Linked DNA regions of Homo sapiens: region 1 is linked to region 2. A link is a contact called in ENCODE Hi-C data. All regions are on one chromosome and are shown on one strand. The core of a region is the stretch at or near the end of the contact, and the rest is flanking DNA. Distances in the headings are between cores, read along the strand shown. Region 1 holds the start of FAM204A (family with sequence similarity 204 member A). Region 2 holds the start of WDR11 (WD repeat domain 11).

What was found. Hi-C counts contacts between places; a loop is a spot of excess contacts on that map. Pooled maps may share reads with other maps.
Region 1: a loop to region 2 is called in a map of naive thymus-derived CD4-positive, alpha-beta T cell, with 10 times the contacts of the local background. The contact joins the promoter of FAM204A here to the promoter of WDR11 in region 2. A Hi-C loop is called at or near these places in 1 of 168 maps with a recorded cell type or tissue (naive thymus-derived CD4-positive, alpha-beta T cell), 1 of 37 single-sample maps with no recorded cell type and 8 of 50 pooled maps.

Annotation. Positions count from the first base shown.
Region 1 is chr10:118,339,141-118,346,193 of GRCh38, reverse strand. It overlaps FAM204A (family with sequence similarity 204 member A), which reads left to right and starts at 3,870. Exons shown (of 9, transcript NM_022063.3): 1 at 3,870-3,924; 2 at 4,267-4,467. RefSeq lists enhancers at 3,710-3,929, 3,566-4,065.
Region 2 is chr10:120,849,736-120,856,150 of GRCh38, reverse strand. WDR11 (WD repeat domain 11) reads right to left here and starts at 4,789. Exons shown (of 29, transcript NM_018117.12): 1 at 4,645-4,789; 2 at 3,516-3,627. The coding sequence starts at 4,730. It overlaps WDR11-DT (WDR11 divergent transcript), which reads left to right and starts at 4,972. Exons shown (of 3, transcript NR_033850.1): 1 at 4,972-5,457. RefSeq lists enhancers at 4,305-4,364, 4,059-4,602, 4,375-4,844, 5,005-5,124, 4,603-5,147.

The DNA of each region.
Region 1 (7,053 bases), core at 2,621-5,120, 2.5 Mb after region 2:
CTTGGAAGACTAACATTGTTTATAGATGCTTCAGTCTGCAAACCTAAAAATATCCAGATAGAGGGCCAGGCACGGTGGCTCACACCTGTAATCCCAGCACTTTGGGAGGCCAAGGCGGGCGGATAGAAAGGTTAGGAGATCGAGACCATCCTGGCTAACACGGTGAAACTCTGTCTCTACAAAAAAAATACAAAAAAATTAGCCACGCGTGGTGGCGGGCTCCTGTAATCCCAGGTGCTTGGGAGGCTGAAGCAGGAGAATGGCATGAACCTGGGAGGCGGAGCTTGCAGTGAGCCAAGATCGCGCCACTGCACTCCAGCCTGGGCGAAAGAGCCAGACTCCGTCAAACAACGACAACAACAACAACAACAACAACAACAACAGATAAATTGTCATTCCTTAATCATGAAGGATATCAACATGAATCCTGAAATTCAGAGCTCCCTGGTTTCAATTCTTTTGCTTAAGTCACTAAATCCCTTTTTCCTCTGAATGCCAAAAAAGAGGTGTTTGTATAGAAAGAAATTAATATTCTCTTTCTCAGTTTCAGCAAGAAGCACATTTATTATATGTTCAACAAAGTTGTATTCACTTTTCCAACTTAAAAATATTTAAGGGGTTTCATTATATTTTGAGAAATTATTCATCAATCCAGGATTTAGCAGCCACCAAAAAGAACTCCACAATTAATCTTTCATAACATAGGTGTGACTTATAATCTCTACAATAAAAAATTGTTAAATGTAAGGAAAAACTGTTCATAAACTATAATATTTCTTGGCAAAGAAAAACTGCTTTGTGTTTTTAAAGATACGGTTGAGAATTTAAATGAAAGCTACATGCTTGAAATTAGTGCCAGATGCAACACAATTCAAGCACAATTCACTAGCTGCATCAGATATTTCACTATGATTTAGTAAAAGGTATCCAACAATTCTACATTTCATAGAAATCTCACAAATACAAGTATTTCATTCACAAAACTCATGGCTTGGCAGGCTTCCAGGGCAGGAATTTGCTGGAAGAAAGGTAAATTTATTGATTAACATAAATCAAAGGACTGACATTTTCCCTAGAAAATTGACAAAACAATAATATTCAGAAACTGAAGTTCTTACAACCAGAGCGAGAAGAAAAGTCTGAGCTATTATTTACATTTATTATAGGCATCCAGTAATGTGATAAACAATTAGGTAATTAAGAATTCTCAAATCAGTATTGAGAAACTTAATTTTAAAATGTTAGATATTTTTGAAGCAAGATTTTCCAAAAACCTTTGCTATGAAATCTGGTGTTTGTAAATCTTTGTAGTAGTTATAATTATATGCCACCTCTATCCCTTGCATTTATTAATATATGCACTAAATAATGAGCATTCTTTGATGGGATCCATATAGAAACAATCGAGATTTTTTTTTTTTTCTGAGATGGAATTTCACTCCTGTCACCCAGGCTGGAGTGCAGTGGCGCAATCTCAGCTCACTGCAACCTCTGCCTCCCGGGTTCAAGTGATTCTCGTGCCTCAGCCTCCCGAGTAGCTGGGATTACAGGCACATGCCACCATGCCCGGCTAATTTTTGTATTTTTAGTAGGGGGGAGCGGGTTTCAGCATGTTGGTCAGGCTGGTCTCGAACTCTTGACCTCAAGTGATCCACCTGCCTCGGCCTCCCAAAGTGCTGGGATTACAGGCGTGATCCACCATGCCCAGCCCCAGATCATTCTTAAACATACAAACATTAATTCCTTCCTACCCCATGCCTCAGTTCTTCCCCCTCTGCTATCTCTTTCCCCATTCTGGTAACATTTCCACCATCAGCAATTGTTATGAGCTGAATGTTTGTGCACCCCTAAAATTCCTATCTTAAAGCCATAACCCACAGTGTGGCTGTGTTTGGAGATGTGGCCTCTAAGGCAGTAATTAAGGTTAAATAAGGTCAGAAGGGTAGAACCCTGATCCAACAGGATTAGTGTCCTTTTAAGTACAGAGAAGAGACACTGGAGAGCTCCCCAAACTGTGCATATAAAGAAAAGGTGATGGGAGCACGACAGGGCAAGGGTGGCTGCCTACCACGCAAGAGAAGAGGCCTCAAAAAAAAAAAAAAAAAAAACCTACTTTGCTGGCATCTTGATCTTGGACTTCCCAGCATCTAGAACTGTGAGAAATAAATTCCTGTTGCCTAAGCTACCTTGTCTGTAGTATTTTGCTATCCCCAGATGAAGAGCAATTAAGAAGCCTAATGCAGTTACAACAGCACTCTCAGGCACACCTTCTTGTTACCTGTTTAACTTTTTAAAGATTTGGATTCAAGGAAAATCCTACTGAGAAGCTGAACAGATTTGGCCAAAATAGTTTTACACAGATCCTTAACTCATTCAGCCTTGCTTCTACTCTAGAATCAGAGAATGTGAACAGGAAGAGGGACCTCGGCGATCCAAACTTGCTGATTCAGGTTTTACTATGATTCTGGGGTTATAGAAAACTGCTCTCTAAACTTGGCGCATCTTCTGGAAGATGTTGGAGGTGAGGTGGTTTAGTGGATAGTTAATAGGCTTAACCATCTGTTGATGTGAAATTGAGATATATTACTGAGTGCAATGCAAAATTTTATACACATTTAGCTTGCTTTGAAGAAAGACATTATTGGTAATGTTAACAGCAAAAAACAGCTGAGATTGAAAATTAGCGTGGGCTAGGTAACATGTTAAAGTCTTTATGTGTACAGTAGCCTCCCTTATCCGCAGGGAATACCTTCCAAGACTCCCCGGTAGATGCCTGAATCCTGGAATAATGGCGAACCCCACATATAGTTTTTCAATCTGATAACCAAGATGGCTACTAAGTGACTAAGAACCTGGTAGCCTAACAGCATGCATGGACAAAGCGATGATTCACACTGCAGATTTCATCAGGATATCCAGAATGGGCTTGCAATGAAACATTTGAATTGCTTATTTCTGGAATTTTTTACTTAATGTGTTTGGACCTTGGTTGACCCCAGGTAACTGAAATCAGGCTAAGAGAAGCCACAGATGAGGGAAGCCTACTGTATTTTCTTTTCTTTTCTTTTTTTGAAATAGGGTCTGGTTCTGTTGCCCAGGCTTTTCTTATATAATCATCACAAAATTAGCAAATAGGTACACTTAATGTTATTCTTATTATAAAACAGTATTTCGGAAAATGCAAATATTTCTAAAATAGCCCTATTCCCATCCCTATCCATAGGGTATTTTATCCTCTTCGCAGTGCTTTTCTCTCTCTTTTTTTTCCCCTTATTTTCTATGTTCCCCAAGCACCCCCTTCTGGGCATAACACAGTGCCTGCCACAAATAAGAAAAAAAGAAGTTCGGTAAACTTTTGGTCCAGTCAGTGAAGCACCTTGGACCCCATCACCAGACGGTAGGCGCCAAGAGAGCAAGAGTCAGCATGTTTTCTGCTAACCAGAGATTAGCACGATGCCTGGTACAAAGTAGGCGCCCAATAAATAGGTGAAGAAAGAAAAAAAATTAAAAAAAAGGAAGAGAGTGAGGGGAAAGGATGAATGAATGAAGACGTTTGCAGAGGGGCCTAGAAAGAAAGCACTCTGCAAGATTCTCCCTCCTGGTGGCATCAACTCTCAGTTCAAGGTCTATGTCAGCCCTTTCCTTGCCCAGACGCATTGGCCTACAGCAGGGAATGAAGAAAGAACAAAGTCTTTAAAAATGTTCAGAAGAAAGAGAAAACGGCAAGATAAAAGAGAGAAAAAAAAGAAAGAAAGGAACCACCTCCTTCGGGCGGACTAAAAAGGGAAGCCCCAGGAGGCCGGTTGCTAAGGCGACCCTAGGGCCAGAACGGCCCCAGCCCATTGGTTGAGACGCAGGAGCCAATGAGAAGGCGCGATGTTGACGGGGTCCTAAGATGGCTGCTGGGCGACCACTTCCTGACAGGTGAGTACGGCTTATGGAGGGTTGGTTACCCGCCGGTTCGGGCTCCGGCATGATGAGTCTGGGAGGGCCTCTTGTGGGCAGCCGAGGGAGGCGGCATGGGCGGCCTCATAGCTCCTCGGCCGAGCCTCCCGGAGCAGGCTAGAAAAGCCCCCGGCCCGGGGCCGCGGAAGCGACGGCGGGGCCGCCCTCAGCCTTCCTCGAAAGGGGCGTCGCAGCGGCCTCCCCAGCCTGTTATGTGGAGGGGGTTCTCCGTCCCACCCAGGTCAAAGTGAGAGGGGATTGAGGAGGCTGTCGATAGGGAAAACAGGCTCACGTTTACAGTTGCTGTATTCCGGAAAACAGCTCCAGTTAATGGGACTGCCAGCAGGCTAGACATCCTTCGCCGGAATGTGCAGCGCTTAGTTCTGTGCCCGGGAGGGGCTTCTCTCTCTTTTGGGATTGGAGTGTGGCATTGCCGCCAGAAAGCCTGCAGAATTCCGGGTTGTGCAGCCAAGCAGGAACGGTGTACCTTTCTAGACCCATCCTCTTGCAATCTTGGACCCTGTAAGTATTCTCACAGCGGAATCGACTTAAAATGAGCCTTGAACTGTTAACTTGGTTTATTGTCTTTCCATGCAGGATCTTGGGTCTGGGAAAATGTTTTCCAGGCCTCAAGTAAACGAACACTCTCTTTAATTAAAACAGTTGAATACATGCAAAATCTTGCTAAATAAGTAGTTTTTCTGGATTCGCTCTCAGGCCTGTAATTCAGTTGTCCTTTCTGTACCTTTTTTGAGAAAAGGAACACATTCATTTCATAAAAGTAAATAGGATATTTACGTTAATGTTGATGTTAACATGCTTGAAAATAGTAACTATTTTTAAGTCACAGACTCTGATTATGATGTAAATTACAATCTTCAGATTGTTAAATAATTGTGGCTTATAATTAGTATACAAGTGAAATTAATTTTAGATCAGACGAAGTTCAGGCTTCTGGAATTATTTCTAATCAAATACAAAATATAGGAAATAAGACAGCCTTATACGATGAAAATGGAATTTAAATTCTGGAATAGAGATGGAAAACATTTACCCATCGAGCTGCTCAAATATATCTTTTGGGTTTTGATTATAAGCAGCTGTCTGGTTGTCCAGAAAATATGACATTATTACTCAAACCTCTGACTGTGACTTTGACTTTGATGTATGCAACTTAGTATAGCATCTTGCATAGCTTTCTGTACTCAAAAAGTACAGAAAAAAATTCTTAACCAAATTTAACAAGTCTGTAATTATAGGCTAAGATCATTCTCAGCCCCAGTCGCAAATCCTTGTCCCCGCTTACAACTCTGCTCTGTAAAATTCATAATCTAAAGCCATGGGGCTATTTTTGTAAAACAAATGGATCAGAATGCATTAGGCAAGTCAGTTATCCCATCTGTAAATTGGGGGCGGGGCGGGTAGGGGAGGGGCTGATATAGATAGTAATTCCTAGTGGAAGGGTTGTTGTGAAGATTAGTGGAAAACCAAGGCCTGCCACACTGTTTGTATGCCATGTGCAGCAGTGACTTGCTTTGTTTCCCCTTTCTGGTTCTAGTGTTTCCTGTTGTAACTAGGGTTCCTTCCCCTTCTCAGTGTCCTGAAGTGTACAGAGTTTCTCTGAAAACATCCTCTTGGCTGAGTTGCTAGGTAGAGGAGAGAAACCTTATCTACTGGATACTGGGCTCTAATCAGGATTGCAGTGCTAGAGAGAATGGAGTGATACATCCAGGAGTGAGGTGACTCTGGGCATTTAGGGCACTTATAATATCAAAATCATAAAGAGGCATTTTAGAGCTGTAAGACATCTCAGAGATCATTTGATCAAACCTTTATTTTATAGCTTAAGAATGGAGGCCCAGACAAATGCAGTGGCTTTCTCCTAATTATGTTGCTCAGGACTAGAAACCATTTTCCAACTTTGAAGACTTTTTCCCCCTGTAACCAGTGCACAATCTAGAACGGTTTTTATTATAATTTGATTTCTCCCTGGCTGCTTTATTTTGAAAGATTGTGTCTACTCAACCTTATTTATGAATGTTTTTTTCTGATAAAAATCAGACCTATAACTACCAGTGAACCTCTGATTAACATGTGAAAAATAGTGCTTCACTAAATTGGTCTTTTCCTGTAATGATGAATGGTACAGTCTTACTGAGGGGAAAAATAAAATAGTTTGGGCTTTTTGAAATTAGCTTAGAGACTCCTGTTACTATATTCATACTTAGATTAGGAACCACTGAACTGTACCCTGTTTTTGATTCATTGTTATCTGACCAAGTATGCTAAATAATAACGATGGGTGGTTTTCAAGGGCAAACAAACAAACAAACAAGAAACCCTAGTTATTCAGACTAGGACAGTATATAAATATTTTCAGTTCATGGCAAATTGTGTTAGCCCAGGACTAAAGATGTGTTCTGCATAGTACACACAGAATGTCTTGAGGATAATTGTGGGATGGAATAAATCTTAACTCTAGAGGTGGAGGGTGTGTAAAATGAAGAAAGTGATATTCAAAACCATAGAGAGAAAAAGGATTCTGAGTCATTTACATTTTCCTTGGGGCTAAAATGATTAAATTGAAAATTATTTGGGTTGCAGGGTAAAAAAAATGAAAGCTTATGAATTAATACATTGGCTGTTATATGGACTTGGCTATAATCTATGCTAAACAAATTTAAGTTTCTGTTTCTCTGATATTCCACGTTTCTGGAGACAGGCTGAGTGAATTTTCACAGTTAAAGGGTAACTTGGGATTATCTGCCTTAAAATAAAGAAATACGCTCTGAAAGGCATAAGTAAGAGACACTTATAGAGAATCATTCTCCACAGCAGCCAAAACAAGAATAACAGGAGGCCTAACATGGTGCCAGTTGGAAACTTTGTGAATGACAAGTATATGCTATGAATAGAAAGACTGTTTTGAAACATGAGTCCAAAGCAAAAGTCACTAAGCAGCCACTCCATATTGGCTGATCTGTAACTGGGCTGCTGCTTACACGGGCAACTCCATTTTGCAGGCTGCACAGTAAGTGGCAGCAGTTATCCGTGTTTATCAGTGACTGCTCAGTCTCCCTTGTATTTGTTTTTTTGAGAGTCACAGGA
Region 2 (6,415 bases), core at 3,540-6,039:
CAGGCACTTTAAGAACTTACAGTAAATTCTTCAGTCGATGGGAATATAATACCAGACTGAAACTTGGACCTACATAAAGAAATAAAAGCTCCAGAAATGCCAAGGGGCAGTGTAGGGGAAAGGAAACAGAGAGGGAAAGAGAAGGTAAATATATTTTTCCCAAAACACCCTATACCTTACATCAGACTTGATGAAAGACTGAATACTTTCCCCCTAAGCTCAGGAACAGGACAAGAGTATCCTCTCACTACTCTCCCATTCATTGTAGTAGAGGTCCTAGCCAATGCAACATGGCAAGAAAAATAGAAGACACACAGATTATCAATGAAAACATTAAACTGCAGTCACTTGCAGTGACATGACTGTCTACTTAAAAAAAATTTACCCAAAATTACTATTAAATAGATCTACTAAGTGAAGTTAGCTAGATTACAGGATATGATCAATAAACAAAAATTAATAGTATTTTTCCCTATTTCACATCATATATAAAAATTAACTCAAAATGGATTAAAAGCTAAAGCTCTAAAATTCTAAGAAAAAAACAAAGGTATATATCTTCTTGATATTGGAGAAAGCAATGGTTTCTTGGATATGGCACAAAAAGTACAAGCAACAACAATACAAAATAATAAATTGGACTACATCAAAATGAAAAAGTTTTGTTCTTCAAAAGACACCACCAAGAAAGTAAAAAGACAACCCACAAATTGAGAGAAAATATTTGCAAATCATGTATCAATCCAAACATATGACACAAAAAAGTCTAAAAATAAACAATTCATAAATTATGCGCTTTTCTGAATAGCATGATGAAATCTCCCACTGTCCTGTTCCATCCTGCCTTAATCATAAATCATCCCTTTGTCCAGAACATCCATGCTGTATACACCACCTGCCCTCAGTAGCCATACTGATTATCAGATCAACTGTTGTGATATCTCAGTGCTATGTTCAAGTAACCCTTATTTTACTTTATAATGCCCCCAAAGTGCAAGAGTAGTAATGCTGATGTATTGTTATAATTGTTCTCCTTTATTATTATTAGTTATTGTTGTTAATCTCTTATTATGCCTAATTTATAAACTTGATCATAGGTAAGTATGTATGAGACAAAACAGTATATACAGGGTTTGGTTTATAAACTTTATCATAAGTAAGTATGTATGAGAAAAAGCACAATATATATAGGGTTCAGTACTATCCAGGGTTTCAGGCTTCCACTGGGGTCTTGGAACATTTCCCTTCTGGATAAGGGAGGACTACTGTATACAAAGAAATCTTACGACTCAATTATAAAAAGATAAATAATACAATTTTAAAATGGGCAAAGGACCTGCATAGACATTTCTCCAAAGAAGATATACAAATGGCCAATAAGCACATGAAAAGATACTCCACACCTTTAGCCATCAGGGAAATGCAAACCAAAGCCACAATGAGAATCAATTCATACCCATTAGGATGGTTATAATCAAAAGAACAGAGAACAGCAAGCGTTGGTGAGGATTTGGACAAATTAGACTCCTCATACACTACTAATGAGAATGTTAATTTGGAAAACAGTCCAGCAGTTCCTCAAAAAGTTAAACAGAGTTACCATATGAGTCAGTAATTCCACCCCTAGAAACATACTCAAGGGAAATGAAAACACAGGTTCACACAAAACTTGCACATGAATGTGCAAAGCAGCATTATTCGTAACAGGCAAAAAGTACAAAATATCCAAATGTCCATCAATAAAATAAATGTGATACATCCTTACAGTGGAATATTATTCATCAGTAACAGAGTATTGATATATGCTACAACGCAGATGAACCATGAAAACATTATCCTAAGTGAAAGAAGTCATGCACAAAAGACCACAAATTATATGATTCAATTTATATAAAATCCCCAGAATGGGCCAGTCTACAGACACAGAAAGTAGGTCAGTGGTTGCCAAAGGATGAGGGAAATGGGGGAAATGGAATATGACTGCTAGTGGATATAGGGTTTCTTTTTGAGGTAAAAAAGTTCATTGTAATTGTGGCTGCATTAACTGTGGATATACTAAAAGCCACAGAATTGTGCATTTTAAGTCAGTACATTTTATGGTATGAGTATCTCAATAAAGCTATTATTTAAAAAAGAAAAAGACTCCAAATCTCTATCTCTAATCCTGACCTATCTCCTAAAGCCCGGATCACTATAATGCAATATATTACAGGCATCTCAGATTTTGCATGTTGAAAACTTAAAAATTCACTGACTTCACAGATGCTTACCTCTGATAACTGGAAACACTGTCATTCAATTACACCAAAAGAAACCTTGGAGTCACTCTATTCTCTTACTCTCCTTTATACTGATCACTATAAAGGCTATCAGGTTTACCTCTTTGCTGCTCTTAAACATGACTTCTCCATGCCCCAGCTTTATTTTAGGCCCTTAGAATTTCCCACCAAAATTACTGCAGAAATCTCCTAAATGATCTTACTGCCTCCAGTCTTGCATTTCTTCAGCAGATCCTCCACTGCTGCCAGAGTTTTTCTAAGACGCGAATATGGTCACATCAATCTCCTACTCAAAAATCCAAATTCCTGCTGGGCGCGGTGACTCACACCTGTAATCCCAGCACTTTGGGAGGCCAAGGCGGGTGGATCACGAGGTCAGGAGCTCGAGACCATCCTGGCTAACATGGTGAAACCCGGTCTCTACTAAAAATACAAAAAATTAGCTGGGCATGGTGGTGGGTGCCTGTAGTCCCAGCTACTCAGGAGGCTGAGGCAGGAGAATGGCGTGAACCCAGGATGTGGAGCTTACAGTGAGCCGAGATCATGCCACTGCACTCCAGCCTGGGCGACAGAGTGAGATTCTGTCTAAAAAAAAAAAAAATCCAAACTCCTTCGTAATCTTACAAAACTTCAGGACAGACAGCTGAATCTCTCTGGCTGCCTCTTATTTCATCACTCCTACAAGTGTCCCATCTTTAGCCATCTTTATGGCACGCTACTTACTTCTGTGTATATTCTTGCTTTTCCCTGCAATGCTCCTTGTCAATTTTTTACTTGGCTAACTACTGTCTACTAGTCTTGAAACTGTAGACTTCTGTGACTCTCCTCACAACCAGGCAATATGCAGCTCCTCTGTTTTCTCACAGCGTGTTACGCAAGTCTCACTTATCACACTATCACGCTGTGAGTCTTCCTTATAAGATGGAGAATTATCTGAGGGCTTTCATCTCCATATCCATAGCATATGGTAAGTGCTCAAAACTAAGGAATGACTGAGTGGTCTTGTAAATGGTAGAACTTTCATCTGCCTTAAAATGATCTAACAACTAGCATTTAATAACTCACCCTGTATTGACATTAAGTCATATATATGAAAATTCTAGGCTACCCCAAATAGGTTGTTATATTTAAAAGCTATTCAACACTTACACGTAAGACTTAATGAGAGCTTAGTGATACACAGTATTAAACTTTAGACTAGACAACATGTTAGCGTCAAAGTGGGATTTTACTTACCTTTACAACATCAGCTTTATGCTTTTCTAAAACTTGAAGAGTTTGGGCAGTAATGGAATCAATCACTACCACAAGTGAATGACATCCATAAGCAATTAAACCTTGCCAGCCCCTAGCAAAACAGTAATGTTAAAGTTTAAGTACAGAACAAAGCAGGACGACTTCTTTCTTGCCAAGCCTAAATAAATGATAAGTCTAATTCATATGTACCACCATTAATAAAATCATTTAAACCCAAAGGCCAGTATTTATCATTATCCCACTTAAATAAAAGATCTGGCTAAGCTTAAAATGCTTGTTGAAATTCACTTTTCATTCGGATAAAAAAAGTTCTAAAAGATATGAAAATAGAGACCCGAGGACATAAAAAGGAACTTGTGCCCTCTGACTGTTCTTGTAGGCATACGTCTTTCGCTTATCCGATTTCTAATCCTTAGTATCCACAATGTGCCTGGGGATACTGCGACTAATCCTAGTCCTTCCAACTAAATAAAACGACAAACACTGCACAAGACGTTTCAGTCCTCCTAACAACATCCCACAGCCACAGAATTTTGCTTTACATTTGTCTAATGAGTAGTTTTCAGAGCTGCAGTAGTAATTTATAGTGAAAGGAGAGAGTAATAAAGACGACCTGTTGAAGGCAGGAATGTTCTACACAGGAGGAGCCCGAAAAGAGGTGAAAAGGACAGGTGAAAGAACAGGCGCCTAGCACAGGGTCTGGCACATTGTTGAAAGACAACAGGAATACAAGACAACGAAAAAGAAAAGACAGGATGGGAAAGAGAAAGTGCACAGGGAATTAATGGTGGAGAGAGAGAAGCCTGGAAGCTGGAGGAGAGGAAAAGAGAGAGGAATGGAACGGCAAAAGGGCGAGGTGCAGAGAAAACAGCAGAGAAATACGCGAGAAAGAGGGGAAATGTATTTGCATGGGGGAATTTCCCACACGGGGCTATTATCACTTTTGTAACAACAAAAATCCACCAACTGAAAGCAAGCTCATTGCGTGAGGGCGGCTCCCTGCCTTAGCGAGGCCAAACTAACCAGGGGGTGAAACCTCTTGTCCTTCCCCCTTCCCCCTCACACATTCCTGGCCGATCCTGGCGACCTGGAAGCTCGGCGTCCTCACCAGTCCACCGCCGCCTTGTTGTGGGCGTTGAGGGCCCCCGTGAGGGTGCGCGCCGACACCTTGAAGTTCACTGTGTAGGGCAACATCCCGGCGGCCAGCCCAGGACCTGGGCGCTGACCCGCAACCAGGAAGCGGCGGACACTGTGCTTCCGTTCCAAACAGAGTCCGGGTGGCCCCCTCGGCGCCGCTGTCAGGTTCCTCTAGATTCAAGTTCTACAGGCTCCGGGTTCCACCGCTCCCGGATTCCATCGCCCCCAGGTTCCGTTGCCTTCAGTTTCCTAGGATCCTAGGTTCCGCACTCTCCAGAGTTCCGCCGCTTAGGCGGTTGTGCTAATCTGCGTCAGCTGGGGCTGTATTTGGAAGAAGAGGCGCTGCCTCCAGTCAAGTCTGTTTTTTTCAGGTGGGGACTGTAGGCCTTTGTGCCCTGCTGGAAATCGTGAAAAGCAAGAGAGAAGAGTCCCAGTTATTCTTGCTGCCTTTGATAAGTGAATTTAGGGCAACTACTAGTGCCAGTAGGCATGGGGGATCTACCGATGAAGAAGACACAAAGTCTCCGCTCTCGTGGAGTTTACAGAGAATAATGAATGAGATTAATTAAGAAATGAATGAGATTAATTGAATGAAATTGCCAGACTGAATGAAGTGAATGGCCTGAATATAAACAATTTCCAAATACAGATAACACTGCATATCTGGTGTTTGCAATACTCCCTTCGCACTTGAGGAAGAAGCACTATGTCTGGGGCCAAGTGTGACCCTTTGTCTGTTGCTGGGTACCTTTCATTTCGCACTTTCTCCTCTGCTGCTCTCCAGGTCAGACCCAGTCCTTCCCTCCTTTGTGTTCAGTGTTGGGTTTATACGCTTTAACTATAGCACTTAATGCAATGATTTCTTTTCAGCAATGATATTTGCAGATGTGTGTTTCTCTCCCCAATACATTGTTAGTTTCATGCGCGTCCGTGTGAAGAGACCACCAAACAGGCTTTATGTGAGCAATAAAGCTGTTTATTTCACATGGGTGCAGGTGGGCTAAGTCCGAAAAGAGTCAGCGAAGGGAGATAGGGGTGGGGCTGTTTTATAGGATTTGGGAAGGTAATGGAAAATTAGTCAAAGGGGGTTGTTCTCTGGTGGGCAGGGGTGGATCTCACAAAGTACATTCTCAAGGGTGGGGAGAATTACAAAGAACCTTCTTAAGGGTGGGGGAGATTACAAAGTACATTGATCAGTTAGGGTGGGGCAGGAACAAATCACAGTGGTTGAATGTCATCAGTTAAGGCTGTTTGTACTTCTTTTGTGGATCTTCAGTTACTTTAGGCCATCTGGATGTATACATGCAAGTCACGGGATGCGATGGCCTGGCCTGGGCTCAGAGGCGTGACATTCCTGCCTTCTTATATTAATAAGACAAAACAAAATAGTGTTGAAGTGTTGAGGCGGCGAAAATTTTTGGGGGGTGGTATGGAGAGAGAATGGGTGATGTTTCTCAGGGCTGCTTCAAGTGGGATTAGGGGTGGCGTGGGAACCTACAGTGGGAGAGATTAAGCTGAAGGGAGGTCTTGTGGTAAGGGGTGATATTGTGGGGATGTAAGAAGAAACATTTGTCGTATAGAATGATTGGTGACGGCCTGGATACGGTTTTGGATGAATTGAGAAACTAAATGGAATAAGAGAAGGAGAAAAACAGGTATAAAAGGTCTAAGAATTGGGAGGACATAGGACATCTGATTAGAGAGTGCCTAAGGAGATTCAGCATAGTCCTGCCAGCAAAGAT